2 separate regions of the Mus musculus genome follow, and region 1 is linked to region 2. The links are chromatin loops, found by intact Hi-C in ENCODE. Cell type or tissue: heart. All regions are shown on one strand. Each heading gives the region's core, and the rest is flanking DNA. Links, peaks and the distances in the headings are about the cores only.

Evidence for each region. Hi-C counts contacts between places; a loop is a spot of excess contacts. Peaks named below come from ENCODE experiments on the same cell type or tissue, not always from the same donor. Only the 100,000 strongest peaks of a DNase experiment are listed, where the experiment ranks them.
Region 1: a loop joins it to region 2, with 2.4 times the contacts of the local background. A loop is called at or near these places in 8 of 42 quality-filtered maps.

The regions. Positions count from the first base shown.
Region 1 is chr7:132,200,142-132,208,266 of GRCm38, reverse strand. No RefSeq gene overlaps it. Among named protein-coding and RNA genes, the nearest start is that of Cpxm2, 49 kb to the right of the region's middle. In heart, for the core only: no CTCF peak of the experiment used is centred there; no DNase peak of the experiment used is centred there.
Region 2 is chr7:131,961,132-131,969,256 of GRCm38, reverse strand. Gpr26 (G protein-coupled receptor 26) reads right to left here and starts at 2,797. Exons shown (of 3, transcript NM_173410.3): 1 at 1,662-2,797. The coding sequence starts at 2,329. Gm34725 (a long non-coding RNA gene) reads left to right here and starts at 5,520. Exons shown (of 3, transcript XR_378540.1): 1 at 5,520-6,066. In heart, for the core only: no CTCF peak of the experiment used is centred there; no DNase peak of the experiment used is centred there; H3K4me3 peaks cover 914 bases; H3K27me3 peaks cover 3,167 bases.

The DNA.
Region 1 (8,125 bases), core at 1,381-6,380, 240 kb before region 2:
AATCAAGTCAGAAGAATGAGGGAGGCCCTTCACCCTTTCACATTCCCTCTATTTCCTAACTACCTCAAGCCGGACATCCCCTGGTCTTGGTTGGGGTGACGAGAAGAATAGCCGAGCCCATGCCACAGCTTTGTCACCAAGAGAAATGACTCTTGTAGTCTAGATACTACATAGAAGAATGAGCTTGGGTATCAGAGCAAAAAAAAAAAAAAAAAAAAAACAGCACTGCTGGCATCAAAGGCTGGGGTGAGATGGGGGTTCACTGTCCAAGCAGCAGGCATTGGGCCTGCAAATCTCATCCCTCTTCTTGTGCCCCTCCAACATGTAGGGCATTGACTTGCTTGTAAGTTAACATAATGGTATCTCAGAAAAATTTTTTCTCATTATGCACTTTAGAGAAGTAATTTCTAAACATTGGTCTGTGTGGAAAACATGAGGAATGAGTCAAGCATTCCCTGGTCTGAGGTTAAATGTGGAACATAAAGGAAATGTAATGAGTTTTTCATAAGCTAAGTTTATTCAACTTAGAGGAATATGCTTTCTACTGAGATGACGCTAAGATGGTATTTTTACGGCTCTGCTGGCTTTGGCTAATGCAATCTGGGTCCCCAAAGTAACTTAAACTTAGAATCTCTGCTTTCTGAGATCCAAAAGGCCAAGGAGACCACTGTTTACATCACCGCTGAGTTCTCCGACTGGAATATATGCTGTTAACACGGGGAATGTTGTTGGTAATAGTGGAGACTCAACCTGAGCAGTTTTGCCCTTGGGAAGACAGGAAAGGCTCGACAGCAAGAAACCAAGACTCAACTGGACCCCTTCCTTGGAAGACAAAAAGATCAGGAGAGCTCATAGCCTTCCCTTCTGCGTCCTTGACTTCGGTGGCGGGCAGCAGGTTTGATGATGCTGTGAGGTGGAAAGCTGTACAGTCCATGTGAAGGCTTTGGGGCACAGAGACAGTCCTTCCTCCTAAATATAACGGAGATCAGAAAATAGCCCACGACACTGATGGCAGACCCCTCTGCCACTCTGCAGTCACCTCTCTCTGACTGTTCTCCAGCCACGCTCTTCTCCTTGGGTCAACAAGTACAAAGGCCAACTCAGAGCTTGGGCCTGCAGGCAGGAAAGGTACTATTCTCTGGATCTTCCATTGTTCTTTGGAGAGATCCTTGGAACCAATGACAGGTTAGCAAGAGAGAAGCAAGCAGGAGTTTAAAAACATGTGTATCTGATTCACAAATGGGAAATGCCCGGAGAGAGTTGCAAGTCTCAAAGAGGCAGCTAAGAGTTCTGACGTAGATGCTATTGTCCCTTGAAAAAAGTTAGAAGGGTCTGGGGCAGGAACCCGGAAAGGATACCATAGACAAGCCTGCTGAGACGTAGGCCTCCTTTCTCCCAAGCACAGGGTTTTCTGGAGGGAATTTCTCTAACCGGAGAGCGAATTCTACACTGTTTTCAGGAAGTCTTAAAATAATCAACTCAAAAGAATCCTTTTGCCAAAGAGGCATACTCTGAGGTGGCGATTTCTTAGCTACTGTGTGCTTTTCCCCTTAGTTGGTGAACCAGTTCCTAGAGCTTTGAAAGTTCCTTGTCCAAATGGCTTTGGAGTCTGGTTTCTCCAGAGAAACACAACCAGTAAAGGCTTATATTGGTTCCCTGTATTCTCTGTTTAATTGCTGATACACACATATGAAATATTTAATGGCTCATATATGTAAACATGTATATATTCATGGAGAGAGGTTTCTATTAGAGAAAAAGATTCATATGTAGAGAAAGAGATTTACTATAAGGAAGTGGTCCGTGTGGTTATGGAGGTGAAACCTAGATCTGCACCCAACAAACTATGCCCTAGGATGGGGTCCTGGACTGAGTTAAAAGGGAGAAAGGAGAAGCCAGCTGCGCTGCAGACACCATACGCCTCATTCTCTTGCCCTCCTACTGGGGTAGACATTCACCATGATCCAAAGCAAACTCTTCCTTCCTCTCTTCCTGAAGTTGCTTTGGTCAAGTCTGTTGTCATGGCAACGGGGAAGTACTAAGTTACAAATAACATGGTCTACTTTCATAAGCTTGCTTGGGGTCTGTGGCTCTCTGGGTAGGTGAGGCCACCATGATGTGAAGTTGCAAGTTAGAGTATTTAGACAAGGCTAGTGTTGACAATGGCAGGATGCTGGGGTTGGGCAGGTGTGGTCAGCTTTGATTATTATGTGCACCTTGGAAGCTAAGTGAGGTTGAACGGGTAAATTTACCTGAACTCCCACCCAAATCCTGTCAAAGAGATAGCAAAGGGGATTAAAGAGAGTACACACCTTGGGGCAAAGAGCATACAACAGACAGGGCATTTGGGAGCAGGTAGACTCATGAGAGTGTTGGAGTTTTCCAATGCTGTAACTTAATGCCACGGATGGAGCTATATTTTTTTCAAGACAGGGTTTCTCTGTGTATATTACCCTGGCTGTCTTAGAATTAGCTCTGTATACCAGGCTGGCCTTGAACTCACAGAAGTCCATCTTTGTCTGCCTCTGCCTCTCAAGTACTGGGATAAATACTAAGACATATACTAAGACTCTCACACTGAGCAATGAGTTCTAGCATGCAAATTTGAGGTGGAAAAAGCATATACATTCAGATCACAGAAATTTGGGTGAGCCGGGTGGTGGTGGTGCCCGCCTTTAATCCCACCACTTGGGAGGCAGAGGCAGGCAGATTTCTGAGTTCAAGGCCAGCCTGGTCTATAGAATGAGCTCCAGGACAGCCAGGACTATACAGAGAAACCCTGTCTCGAAACAAACAAACAGAAAGAAAGGAAGAAAGAAAGGAAGAAAGAAAGAAAGAGAGAGAGAGAGAGAGAGAGAGAGAGAGAGAGAGAGAGAGAGAGAGAAAGGAAGGAAGGAAGGAAGGAAGGAAGGAAGAAAGGAAGGAAGGAAGGAAGAAAGGAAGGAAGGAAGGAAGGAAGGAAGGAAGAAAAGAAAAAAGAAAGAAAAGAAAAGGAAAGGAAAGGAAAGGAAAGGAAAGGAAAGGAAAAAAAAGAAATGTGGGTGAACAATTAGTGCAATTAGTGGTGGAGAGGAAGCCATCAGAAAGCAGAGCTATGCAGTTAGGTTGAGATCCTGTCAAGAGAACAGCCAGACCCAGGCTACCTTGCTTCTCTTTGAAGTGTCTGTTCCCTGCAGCCCTACAGAAGCCCAGACCTCTATTTCCTCAGGAGACCTGGTAAAGGGACTTCCAGCCTCAAGATGCTGTATAGCTGGGGCTGGTGAGGGCCAGGCAGGGCCAGGCAGGGCCAGGCAGGGTGGGACTTCACATATCCAGATCACAGCTCTTTTCTGTTGCTATCAGAATATGAAGTCCTTCAAGGTAGGAACGTGGAAGTCATCTCTGTACAACAGTCATTAGCCTGAGAGCAAGACCCTCAGCTGCTGGTTGTTCCAAGTCCCTTGAGGCAAAAGTCCCAAGAGATTGCTCTGCCACCCCAGAATCTTGATAGACACAGTAGACTTTTAGCATCCCTCCTGACTGTGAGCAACAGCCAAAGCCCATGGGATGTTTGTGTGATAGGTGGTCTGAGGCACACTTCAGGAGTGGGGGTACAGTGCAGAGAGCAAAGGCAACTTAGGAGCAGGCATAAGGAATTAAAGGGCTTTTGAAACAATAGCAGGGTTCTTGGAGACTCAAAATAGGATAACCTTTTGAATCATATATATATAAGAGCCAGGAGAAATTAGGAAATAAAGGGGGCAGGGAGACAGTAGAAGATAAAAGACAGGTAAACGAGCAGATCACATTAGGAAAGACAGAGTGTGACAACCACAGCCTCCAGTGAAGGGAAGGAGGAAATGTGAACCAGCTGTCCCTGGGCTGCAAAGTCTGCAGATGTGTTCAGGCCTGGGGTGTCTGAGACAGACTTCCCCAGAGCCCTTTCCATCCATTGGTGAGGAGTCTGAATTTACTGTCAGGAACAAGGCTGCTTGCTAAGGACAGTCAGTGGGCACACAGTCTACTGTGCTCTGGAATTCACATTCACCAACTCATTTCATGAAGTGTCAGATTACTAACCTGACCTGTGAGGGACAGGGCCACCAGAGGGAGGAGGGGCAGGTGGCAAAGACTAGTTTTCAAAGCAGGAAGTCAAACCTGGGACACATGGCCATTCCAAAATAGAACTTTTCAAGTTCTTATTATTTTTATGCTCTTCCCTCTTAACTTCGAAGGGATCTTTTTGTTCTTTTTATGTCTTGGATTTGTTTTTAATGAGCATGCTTTTTTTTTTTTTTAAACAACAAAAACGTCATTATTCTTCAAGCATTTCTTTTTGAGTTTTCTCCTCTCCATCTGGTTTGCCTCATAAAAATGGGAGGGAGGGAGAGAGGGAGAGGGGGATAGAGAGGGGGAGTTGGGAGGGAGAGAGGGATGGAGGGAGGGAGGGAGGAGGAGGAGGAAGAAGAAGGAATTACCCAGAGGCTCTCTTAGTGTCTTACTTCACTGTTCTAGGACAGGAGAGCGGGATGTGCTCTGGAGCCTGGAGAGTGGATGGGACTCCCTGCTTTCCACGGAGGGGCTCAGGGAGCACTAAGTTCCCTGTAAAGAACTGTGGGGAAGCTGTGCTTGAATCATGGCTTGCTTTGTGGGGCTGGCTGAGGCTTCTTCTCTCAGGATAGCAGAAGAGAACAGGGCAAGAATTCATGTCAGGCTGGGCGTGGTGGCGCACGCCTTTAATCCCAGCACTCGGGAGGCAGAGGCAGGTGGATTTCTGAGTTTGAGGCCAGCCTGGGCTCTGTGAGTTCCAGGACAGCCAGGGCTACACAGAGAAACCCTGTCTCAAAAATGCAAAAACAAAAACAAAAACAAAAACAAACAAACAAACAAAGAATTCATGTCAGGTATGGAGTATAATATCTCCTGGAGTTGAGCAAGCTCACACAGAATCCTCAGGAGAATCATGGCAGACACTTGTCCAGTGTCCTTCTGAAGAATGTGGCCAGGACCCTGTCCTCCCCTCTCAGTTTCTAATTCACTGGATTCTTTACTTATTTGAGGACATGTGTATGGTTTAGAAGCCAAACATCCAAATTGCCCCAAATCAGCAGCTGCTAGCTACTTCTCATTTTACGGTCTCTACCTTTGACCCCCATCCAGGGTGTTCTGCTGAGAGAATTTAAAGGTAAACATGAGGAAGGAGACGTACAGAAAGTGTTCACTCATTCATTCATTCTCATTCATTCATTCATTCATTCACTAACTTATTCATTCATGCGTACTGTGTGGCCTTCACATCTAGCCTTGTGCACTGACTGGGGTAACACTCCAAGCCGGTAAGTAGCATCTCCCCATGTGAGAAGTCTGTGTAGGCATTGTCCCCAAGTGAGAGAGAGAGTGGCCTCAGGATGGGAAGAGAATCTCCTCCTGGGGAAGGTGGCTTCCCCACAGGAACTCAGGAACAATGGGAGCATGTTCCCTAGAAAAAGCTTTCTCTCCTGTGCTGACTTTCAACGGCTGGCCCGTTTCTCCACCTCCGGCCTACTCTGATTGGTCCAGAACTGGGGACACTTAACTGTCTGAGGACAATCAGAGTGACATGGTACCAGCCAGTTTGGTTCAGCTCCTTGATTGACAGATCTTGTAAGCCTGGGCAAGCCAACTATCCACTCTATGTCTCACTTGGGAAATGAAGCCTACTTCACGGGCCTCATGGCTGTGAAAGAATCAGCTGTGATGTCACTGTGACCACTCCTGGTGGACAGTGATGTAGATACACAGAGGGAATGAAAGGCTTCTTGGGTCCCTTGGTCCTACTTCAGGTTCTTCTAGAGACCTGACTTTGCTCTCGTCCTTGATGCTCATGATTCAAGCTGTGCAGATCCTGCTGTCGTGGTGATGGTGGTGATGGTGGGTTCTCTTCTTGCAACAGCATTTCTCATGTTCTGGCTGATCCAAATGTGGGGAGGGCTGTGCGGGACTGGAGGATGACTTTCAGGACCTCTGCGCAGGAACAAAGAGGAGTGAGCTTGGGAGGTGCCACTTAAGATGGAAAGAGCCAGGTTGGGGGACCTGGGCCCAGGCTGGAGGACCCAGTTGGCAAATCAAGGCACTATGTGTGTGACTGTTACACTGCAGGTGTCCAGTAAGAAGCAGTTGCCACCTCTGTGCCAGAGAGATGGCACAGCAGGTAAAGATAACTTGCTTTGTAACGCCGATGACCTGACTTTGATTTCTGGAACCCACATAAAGGTGGAAGGAGCGAATCTGCTCACAAAACTGTCTTCTCCACATGCGGTGTGTGTGTGTGTGTGTGTGTGTGTGTGTGTGTGTGTGTGTGTGTATGCATATACACAACCTATAGTAATAACAAAAACAATAATAATGAATACAATCAAATTTAAAAGAGGAAATTGAGGTGACACTGTTTTAATGGCAGAGACCTGAGCATTTCTAATGATCCATTCTTTGCATTTAACCAGTGTATCCATTATTACACCCTTCAATTCAACATCACTGCCCGCCCCTGAAATTGGTGGGTATTCAAAACTATTAAAAGGGAAGACTCACTGGGCTCACGGGGATGGAATGGAAAGGAAAGGAGCAGGTGATAAAGAGGCTCTGGAGCCCTGGCCCCTCGCAGAAAGTCTGGCAGTCCCCTTCCCTGCTCTGTGCACAGCTCGCTGTTTGAGGGGCTCGTGATGAGCATGGCAGAGTCCCACCACCCAGCCTGGGCTCCGCCTGCCTGCTCACTGGCTTTCTCTGGGCGCCTAATACTCGTTCTGCTGTGCTGTGCTCTGTTTCCCATTTAAACCTAAAACAGCACAGGATCCAGGAACCCAATATAGATCAAAAAGGTTTTTTTAATTTAGCGATTTCACATAATAATAAAAAGAAGAGTTTGGCTTCCCCCCAGGTCCTTCCCAGTCACCCTGAGTTGTTATTAGGATCCCATCCCCCAGGCTCTTGGTCTAAACTCTCAAGCCCGAGTTTGCTGTATTTTCAAAGAGTCTAGTTCTTCCTGCAGGGTCTGTGGAAAGCTAAGTTAATACATCTAGAAGGCTTTACCTGACGGTCAAATGATTTTAGGTCAGACACAGAGGTGGACAGTGAATTAAGGGGACTGAAGATCAATCAAGATAATTCCGGTTCTGGATCGGCAGCATTCCCGTTCTGCACAGCCACAGTTCTTTAATCAGTCAATTCGACTTGTAGAATCTTTAACAAAGACATGTGTGTGCATGTGTACATGTGTGCATGTGCGTGTGTGTGTGTGTGTGTGTGTAGTGTGTGTAGGTTCACATGGGCCAGGTGTAAGCAGGCAATGGTGGCCCAGGGAAGACATGGCTAGAGATGAGAGGGCTGAATACCATATGGATGTTCTGCGAGCATTCTCAACAATAATCCACCACCATCCTACCCCATGCAGACCCTGGCTCTGAGATGTGCCTAGCTGCCTTAGGCCTTGGCTCTCAGCCTCAATTTCCCCAGAGCTGAACTCATGGTCCCCTTCTGGCTTCAACTTCTGCTCTGCTCCTTCCAGTAGGGGCAGCCTGAACATCATCTCACACCAGGGACAAGGCCACCCTGGGTGAGCTCACAGGGCTGTCAGCTCTTTGGTGTGATCTAAGGGGCCAACAGCAACACGGGCTCCGTGGGGCTGGAGGGGTACAGTTGCTGACAGGACTTCAGGCTGAACTGTCTGAGCTCTGAAAGAGAAACCTATAGCTGAAGCGGGAGGTGGGCAGCATTCACAGACATGGATGGGGACTTCTGTGTGATTGGATGGATGATATCTGTCAAAGTAGTGATTCATAATGGAGGGGAGATTCCCTTAGAATTTATACAAAGTGATGGATGGTGGAGAGAGAGGCATGTTCTTCAGGTACAAATGCGTATATACAAAAACACATGAGAATAGAAGATAGGGGTGGTTTGAAAGAGGTGGGGATTTAGTGGAGTGGGAAGGGGACAAAGGAGCATTATCTGGGTGAAATTGATCAAGTATGCTATGTACATATATGAGATGTCGTAATGAAGCCCATCGTTATTTGTAATTAATGTGCTAGTAAAAATACATTTAAAGAGATAATAAGTGTAGCCAGAGATATTGGGGAGCAGAGAGGTTGGGGTTTCCATGTTAGGT
Region 2 (8,125 bases), core at 1,828-6,827:
TCTAAATAGAATTCAAAGTGGCCTCCACCCTCCTCTCTGGTGGGCTGAGAGCTGGTGGTGGACTTTGCATTGCTCTAAATACAATGGGCTCCTCTCCTGGCTCAGCCTTTCTTTCCCTCCATTGGGAGGCTAGACATGAGGGGGCTTTCTAGGACTTGTTCAAGTCTGCAAGCGCTAACACATCCATGCATCCTCACAAACTGCCCCAGCCCCAGCCCCAGCCCCAGCCCCAGCCCCAGCCCCAGCCCCAGCCCCAGCCCCAGCCCCAGCCCCAGCCCCAGCCCCAACCCCAGCCCCAGCCCCAGCCCCAGCCTCAGTTCTAGCCTCAAACCCAGCCCCAGCCCCAGCAGTAGCCCCAGTCCCGGTTCCAGTCCCAAACCCAGAACTAGCCCCAGAACCAGAACCAGAACCGGACCCGGACCCAGCCCCAGCCCCTTCTAAAGTGAAGGACAATGAACGGGAATGTTTCTACAAGTGTGGCTTCAGACTCTCTCCTGAAATGACTAAACTGCACAGACCATTGCTGAGAGAGCTGATGTAAGCACATTTGGTTTAAGCTTCTGTGGGGAAGATTTTATTTGGGAAAGACTGGACCACCATGTCATCTTGAATGTGTGCTCAGGGGGTGGCAGTAGACACACTCAGCCATGCCCTTCTGATGAGCGGGTAGAGTAACATTCAGCATAGTGACATTGCTCAAGGCAGGGAAGCTTCACAAAGGCTTTTGCTCAGTCTGTCCACTGTGCCCTGGAGGGTGAATATACATTGGGGTCTACATTCCATTCCCCAAGGCTCCCCACATCCTGGGGCTCTGCTCACACATTGAAGCCTAACTGTCCATCACTATTGCTCCCTGTGTGCTGTATCTTCTGTGTCAAGTGGACTCCTAAGTCCCAGGCAGCAGAGAGGGAGTCTGCTTTTAATGTATATAAACTGGCAGAGGCCACAGAAGCACCCTCCCTCTTGATGTCCTAGTCTCAAGAGGAAAGATGAGGTGAGCTCAGAACAGCCCGATTGACAGTTTCCTCCTCTTCTCCCTAAGGAACACTAAGGACCACGGAGGTTCCCAGTCCATCTTTCCATTTGCCTCCCTCCTTCTTCTCCAAAGAAATAGCAAGTCAACAGAATGGAAGTGGTGGGCAGGCTTGGTTTCAGAAACCTGAGATACAAATTCTTTAAGGGACCTTGAGGTTCCAAGTCTAGAAAACGATGGACTGAACCTTCTAGGAAGGCAAGAAGAACTGGGGCCCTCAGAGCTCATCACTGGGAGAAGGTGCTATGGATTCTGTTTAATGAGGACTCATGCGAGGAGATCCAGGTGGCACCACACCCAGGACTGCAAAGACCCAGAGGAATAACACCCACCATTTGAAGAGTTCTTAAGGGTTTTCCAATCCTCTAGATACCCCTCTCAGATCCAAACCACTTTCAAGCTTCGAAAAGTGAACAGAGTTCACTGCCCAGAGTATAAGGGTAACAAGATGTTCTGGCTGGGGTTTCAGTCCCATGTTTCAGAAAGTGAAGCTCTAGGCACCCGTTTAAACAGGATCTGCTATTCCACCCGTGCTTAATGCCATTGATGCAGAAAGGGGATCTCCCGGGATGCTGGGACCTTCCTAACTCAATACCAAGTGCTCAGAGTCTTGGGTCAGGGCACTCACCTGGGGTGTATGTCCACCAACAGCACAAGCGTCTGCATGGTGATCACGTCGATGCGCTTGCAGTGGAAGCGGGCCACCTTGAGCACCTTGAGGTACGTGAAGCAGAGCACGATGAAGGAGAGCAGGAAGCTGAGCGCATGGAAGGCGCTGGTGAAGACAGCAAAGCGCAGGCGCTCGTCCGGCCGCCGGCTGCACAGTGTGCACGAGGCATATAGCTGGTGGAAGCCGAGCCAGGACAGGGCGAGCGCGGTGGCCGGGAAGGTGAGCGCGTGCAGCCACGTGTAGGCCACCATGAAGGCGGCATCTCGGAGGCGCATCTTGGCACGGTAGCTCAGCGGAAAGACCACAGCCACCCAGCGGTCGATGCTGAGCGCGGCCATGCTGAGCATGGAGTTGGCGGCCAGAAAGGTGTCGAGGAAGGCGGCCAGGCGGCACAGGCGGTCCCCGGCCGGCTGCCGTTGTGCCACGACGCCGGCCAGTGTTAGTGGCATGTTGACCACGGTACACAGCAGGTTGCCACACGTGAGGTTGAGAGTGAAGAGCGCCGGCGCCTGGCGGCGGATGTCAGCGCTGTGCAGGAGGCAGAGCAGCACCAGCCCGTTGGACAGCAGCGACACGCCGATAGTGCCCACCAGCAGCCCCGCCAGGCCCGCGTCCCACGAGTTCATGGTGCGCGCCCGCCGCTGGCGCTCAGGGCCCGCAACCCCGCGCCGCCATGGCGCAGCCTGCTGTCGACTCAGCCCCTAGGCGACACGGCAGCCCAGCGACCCCTGGCCCTTGTCGCCATGGCTACCCAGAGGGCATCCACCAACCCAGAAGCCCGCGCCACCCCCTGGGCCAGCACCTAGGCACGCAGCCTCCCGGAGCCCCGCGCCACCTCCCAGGCGAGCACCTGGGCACGGAACCACTCGGAGTCTGGGGTCACCTCACCGGCGATCACCTAGGCGAGTGTTCACTCCCAGTCCCGCACCACCTCTTGGCCTGTGCTCCTCTGACCTCCTGAAGTGCCCTGGAATCCGGGGTCGCAGTCTCCTGTGGTCACTGGCTTTGCGTCTGCCTGCACCCGCCCTTACTGGGTCCCTCTCAGCTCTGGCTCTGCTCCGCACACCCTTCTGCTTTGTGGCTTTCTCTCTGTCTCCCTCTCTCTGCCTCTGTGCTCAGTCTCCTGTGTGCTCTCACTTTCTGCCCCCTCCCCCTTCTGTCTCTCCCACCTCCAATTTTCTCCTCCCTTTCTTTCTCCTTTCTCTCTTTTTTCTCTTAGGAAACTGGCTGCTTCTGAGAAGGAAATCCCACCGATTCTCTCTCTCTCTCTCTCTCTCTCTCTCTCTCTCTCTCTCACACACACACACACACACACACACATACACACACACACACACTTGGAGGGAAGGAGCCCTACCGGCTCCCTTGCAGAATGGCTGGCTCCCAGTGGCTCCCCTCCTCCCCTTCCTTTCTATCCTCCCCTATATGAGCTGGAGACAGGCTGAGTCAAGAAATCTAGGAAAAGGGAAGAATGTCTGGGCACCCTCATGTCCCAGTGCTGCTTGTCCCTGCCTAGGTGACCAGACCTTGACCCAGTCCACCTGCCCCATAGCTGCCCAGCATCTAGGATTGCTGCTGTTATCTAAGATGAACTGGGGAGCTTGGCTAGGCTTCTGCTGAGCTGGGATAGAATTCACAGTTCTGTCTTGCATTATGGCCAGAGATCTCCTGAGATCTCCCCTCATCTATCTGCAGGCAGTTGCTGTACTGCTGGACACTGAGTCTCCAGAGCTTCGTCTCTTCACTCTCTAGTCATTCAGCTACACTCTCAGATATGGTGCAAGGTCACTTGAGGCTCACCGGGACATCCCTTGGGCATGCCATCAGTCAAGAACACACTCTGTCCATGGTCATCAGAAGTAGTCCTGGTGTAGCTGGTTCTGGACACTCATTGTGTCCTGGGCCAGCTGCTGTCCTGTCCATTCTGGGTGTGGCGAGCCAGCGAGTATAAGCTTATTAGGCATGTGGATGAACTGTTCAGAGAATGGGAGGATAGCGGATGTCTCTGTTTGATCCAGATCATCAGAGTTTGGGACATAAAGGGTCTCAGCCTCCCCTCAGGTAAACATGTGGGAACTGTGTCTCTTCTATCCCTAGTCCAGACTCCGTAGTTTCAAAGGTGCTTGGTGGACAGACAGGTGACAACTTTCAGAGCTTCCTCAGTCTCTTGCCTTTCTATGGGATGCTACCTCCTCCAGTGACCACCTACACTGTATTTCAGAGCCTGGTGAGATGGCCAGTGATGACTGTACATAGCCAGACCTCAGTCTGAAAGAAACCAAATATAGACAGTTTCCCTAAGGGAGCTGTTGTGTCTCCCCCATCACACTAATTATCTTCCCTCACATAGATTCAAGGATGGAGGGGGTTAATCTAAAGCACCTGCAAGTCAGAGAGAACAATGGCCTTTCTCTTCTACACCTTGACAGATGCTAAGCACCACTATAATGAATATACCCAAGAGTGCCCAGGACAGGACCACTTCTTACCAGCTTCCAAGGGTGCCTGGGAACCCTTCTGCAACCCCCCTTAAGAGGCAGCACATTGGTAATAGAAACCTGACACTCTAAGGGCATTTATACCACAGAAACAAACAAATGTCACAGCTCAGCCCGCCCCACCCGCAATCTGAGCCCGTGGTTAAGCAGTTACCAGCACATCACTCACTGACCTCACAAGACCCTGAGCCAAACACCCATCTTCCCCGAGTCTTGGCTTCCTTATCTGTTTTTTAGAGCTGCGTTGATACTGTGTGGAAGTGGTTTTGCCTCTCAGGGAAGAGAAAAGCAAGCAGAATGCTGTCATCCTTCTCAGCCCTTGGTCTCCTCATGGGGCCTACAGAACTCAGGTTGGCTGTGCATCTTCATCTCTTGCTTGGTTGATGACAACAACAATGTGGGCTGTTCACCCATGTGTCTCCCTGCTTCCACAGACTGTCTTGATAAGCCTCTCCCCTGGGATGAGATGGATGTTTAGGGATTGCTTCTGGAGTAAACCAGTATGTTTTGGGACACACCAGTGGATCCTTGATTCTTACATTATAATGTTCTATAGAATGACTTCCTGTGCTGTTTAAATTCAGATTCCTGGGGTTTCTAAGTCAGGTTTGCCTCATTTACTAGCTCTACAAATGATGCTCAGAAGTGGTCAGGCTAGACAGATGATGCTAACCATGCCCTGGACACATCCACCATCAGTGGCCTAATGCTCTGGCCTCACAAAAGGACCACCAGTGTTTGTAGGAAGCACAGGCTACAATGCATTAATTCATGGCATACAAGTTGCCAAAACCTGTCCAAACATCACATCTGATTTAATTCTTGCAAAAATGACAAGAGAAAGAGTTAACTACAGCTGGTATTTCGGAGATAAAGACAGCAGAGAACAGACAGAGACGTTAAGTGACACAACTGGCGAGGGATGAAGCCAGCATACCCAGCTCCACAGGCTGGCTTTTACTGTGAGCTTCAGAGCTCCTCAGTCACCCTTTCAATGAGATGCCTTTGTTCTATAACTTAAAAGAACCTCGACTTCTCTGCATCAAATGATGTTGATAACCAGGTAACTGGGCCAACAGTAAGAAATCAGTATTTCAGTTCTCTCTCTCTCTCTCTCTCTCTCTCTCTCTCTCTCTGTGTGTGTGTGTGTGTGTTCTCTCTCTCTCTTTCTCTCTCTCTCTGTGTGTGTGTGTGTGTGTGTGTGTATCTCCCTCCCTCCCTCCCTCCCTCCCCCCAGCCACCTCACCTCACACACTCAGCATATTGAAGATCATTTGTTCTCTGAATTCCTAAGGGCAACATTGAAAGGTTAAAATGCCAGAATAGAAATTCAGAATATTATAACTCAGTTTGCTGAGGAACCAAGGCTCATTTTCTCCTGCTTATTTAAACAAAATTTTCTGCTCCCAGTGGGATTGTAGGAGGGCTGATCTCCATGGCAACCAGGTCCCCAGCCTTGTTGGCCTTAGCCAGGTCAGGCTTCAGAGTTCGGGTCTAACATAGCCTTACACACTCATAATGAGGTCACAACCATAGCTCTGTCTGGGACCTGATACTAGTCTATGATGATCCTCCAGAAGAGAATCTGAGAATCCAGCCCACTCAGCCAGGGGCTGCAAGGTCCTGAGTATGCCTTCCAGAGAACCACATGGTGGCTCTTCAGAGAGTGCTCTTTCAAGCCAGAGGGAAGTCAGTGGTGATGGAATGTTGATGGCAGTATTAACATGACTCATAAAATGCTGTAACTGTGCTCCCTAGGGAAGCTCAACAACAGGACTACACAGGGCAGAGGAATGCTTTGTCAATCCTTGCAGGAACTCCCCGGCGTACATATTCTGGCACGTGAAAGAATATTTCCAGAACAGGTAAACGTTTGCTCAAGGTCACTTTCAGCCACAGTAGGTGATCAAGTTGAATTGGTTAGAGAGCCACATCTAGTAATGTAATGCATGGACATGCACACACACACACACACACACACACACACACACACACACACACACACACAGACACACACACAGACTCACTCACACACACACAGACACAGACACACACACACAGACACACACACATACAGACTCACTCACACACACACACACACACACACAGACACACACACACATACACACACAAAGACACACACACATATAGACACACACATACACACACACTAACAGGTTGCTCACAGTGGTGGTCCCTTTCACAGTTGCCTTTAGAGAGTGATGAAATGCTATAAATTAAACAAGAAATCGAATGGCACCAGTGGGTCCATTTGGAACTTCAGTGGCTATTTGGGTGAGGAGCAGGGGTTCCGGGTTTTTATAAGCTAAGGAGAGAGGGACACGATTCTGAACACTCCATAGGAAACGAAGTATCTGGGGAAATGCCTATGGATCTGAGCCTAGAGATCTGAAGAACTGTGACTCTGTAGCAGGAAGTGGACCTTCAGGAAGGTGGGAGACACAGATGGAGGTACCAGCCCCATGGCAGTCACAAAAATATAAGGCCTATTGAATTGATGGCTTGCATAGCTTGGAGCATCCAGCCAGCCTCTCAACCTCCTGACCTGGGCCTAACAGCTAGTTTTCATTTTCAAAGCATTTGCTCAACTGGCATTTAAAGTGGTCACAGTAGCACTGCGGTATACCAGAGGCCAGCAAGAGATGGTCTCATCACCAAGATTAGGGCATTGAGACCCCAGGGAGTCCATTAACTCTTTGCAGAAAGACATATGGCACAGAGTGGCAGACTACCTCCTGAAAGACTGGCCAAGGACTAGATCGATGTTTGGTACTCTCTCTACTACAACTAGCATGTTAGACTAGTGGGCTCTCTCCAAGAAGGCTGTTTGTTTACACTCTGGTCAACCCTCATGCTGGGTAAACTGCACATTCTGTTTTCCCAATAGGTCAAAGAGTCTGTGGCTCAGTTGAACAAAAACAAAATGTGGCTTTTGAAACAATATCTTAATTAGCCAAGGCTGGCCTCAAACTTGCTATATAGCTAAGGATGGATGACCTTGAACTTCTGACCCTCCTGCTTCTGCCTCCTTAATGTTGGAATCATAAGCATGCATTTGCACGCCAGGCTCATTTGCTCATTATCAAAGAGAAGCACTGCATCACTAATGGGCCCCCCGAACCTTTGCTATTTTCAAGTCTTTGTGATGGCCCCAGATCACACAACCTGGCTATGGAAGGTGATAAACTCAGAAAGAGGGGAGAAAAATCTCACTGTCCAATAGCTGTGCTTGGTAATCTTCCAAAAGAAGCAAGGCTGTGCTGTCTGATGGAATTCAGAATGCAAGGCAATATTCATCTGAGCCTCTTCAGGATCCAGACACTCTGCTTGCCTTATCTCATTTAATCTTTGCAGTATATCTGAGGTGCTTCTGCTACAGGCAGATGAGGTAACAGAGGTTCAGAGAGGCTAGGCACTGTACACAAAGACCAGAGCTAATGGGGGAAGGGAATGAAGGAGACCCAGGCCCACTTATGTGATGACTCTGGCTCTGTTATGATATCATATTCAATCCCAAGTCTCTCCTAGTCATACTAACAGCCATTCCCACTCTGCTCTCTTCTACTCTCTTCCCAACTATGATAATTAGTGTCTGCTGAACACCCTGCTTCATTTCCCCACTTAAGTTTCATGGAACAGTGTTTACCACCCTGTGTATATACTGGGTGTTGGAGGGAGTTATGTCATGAAGCAGCTTGCCCAAGGACTTTCAAAAAGCCTGGGTAGGTCAGAGATGAGCTAACATATCTTCTTCCAGGACAGGACTCTGTTTCCTATACCCCAATTCACCTATAGAGGAAAGAAATCACCATCCAACTAGAGCCTGTCTGGCCAAGATGAGGGGCTGCTTTTCTCTGCTTGGCTTACATGCAGACCTAGCCAGAAACTATGGAGAGGTTGCAC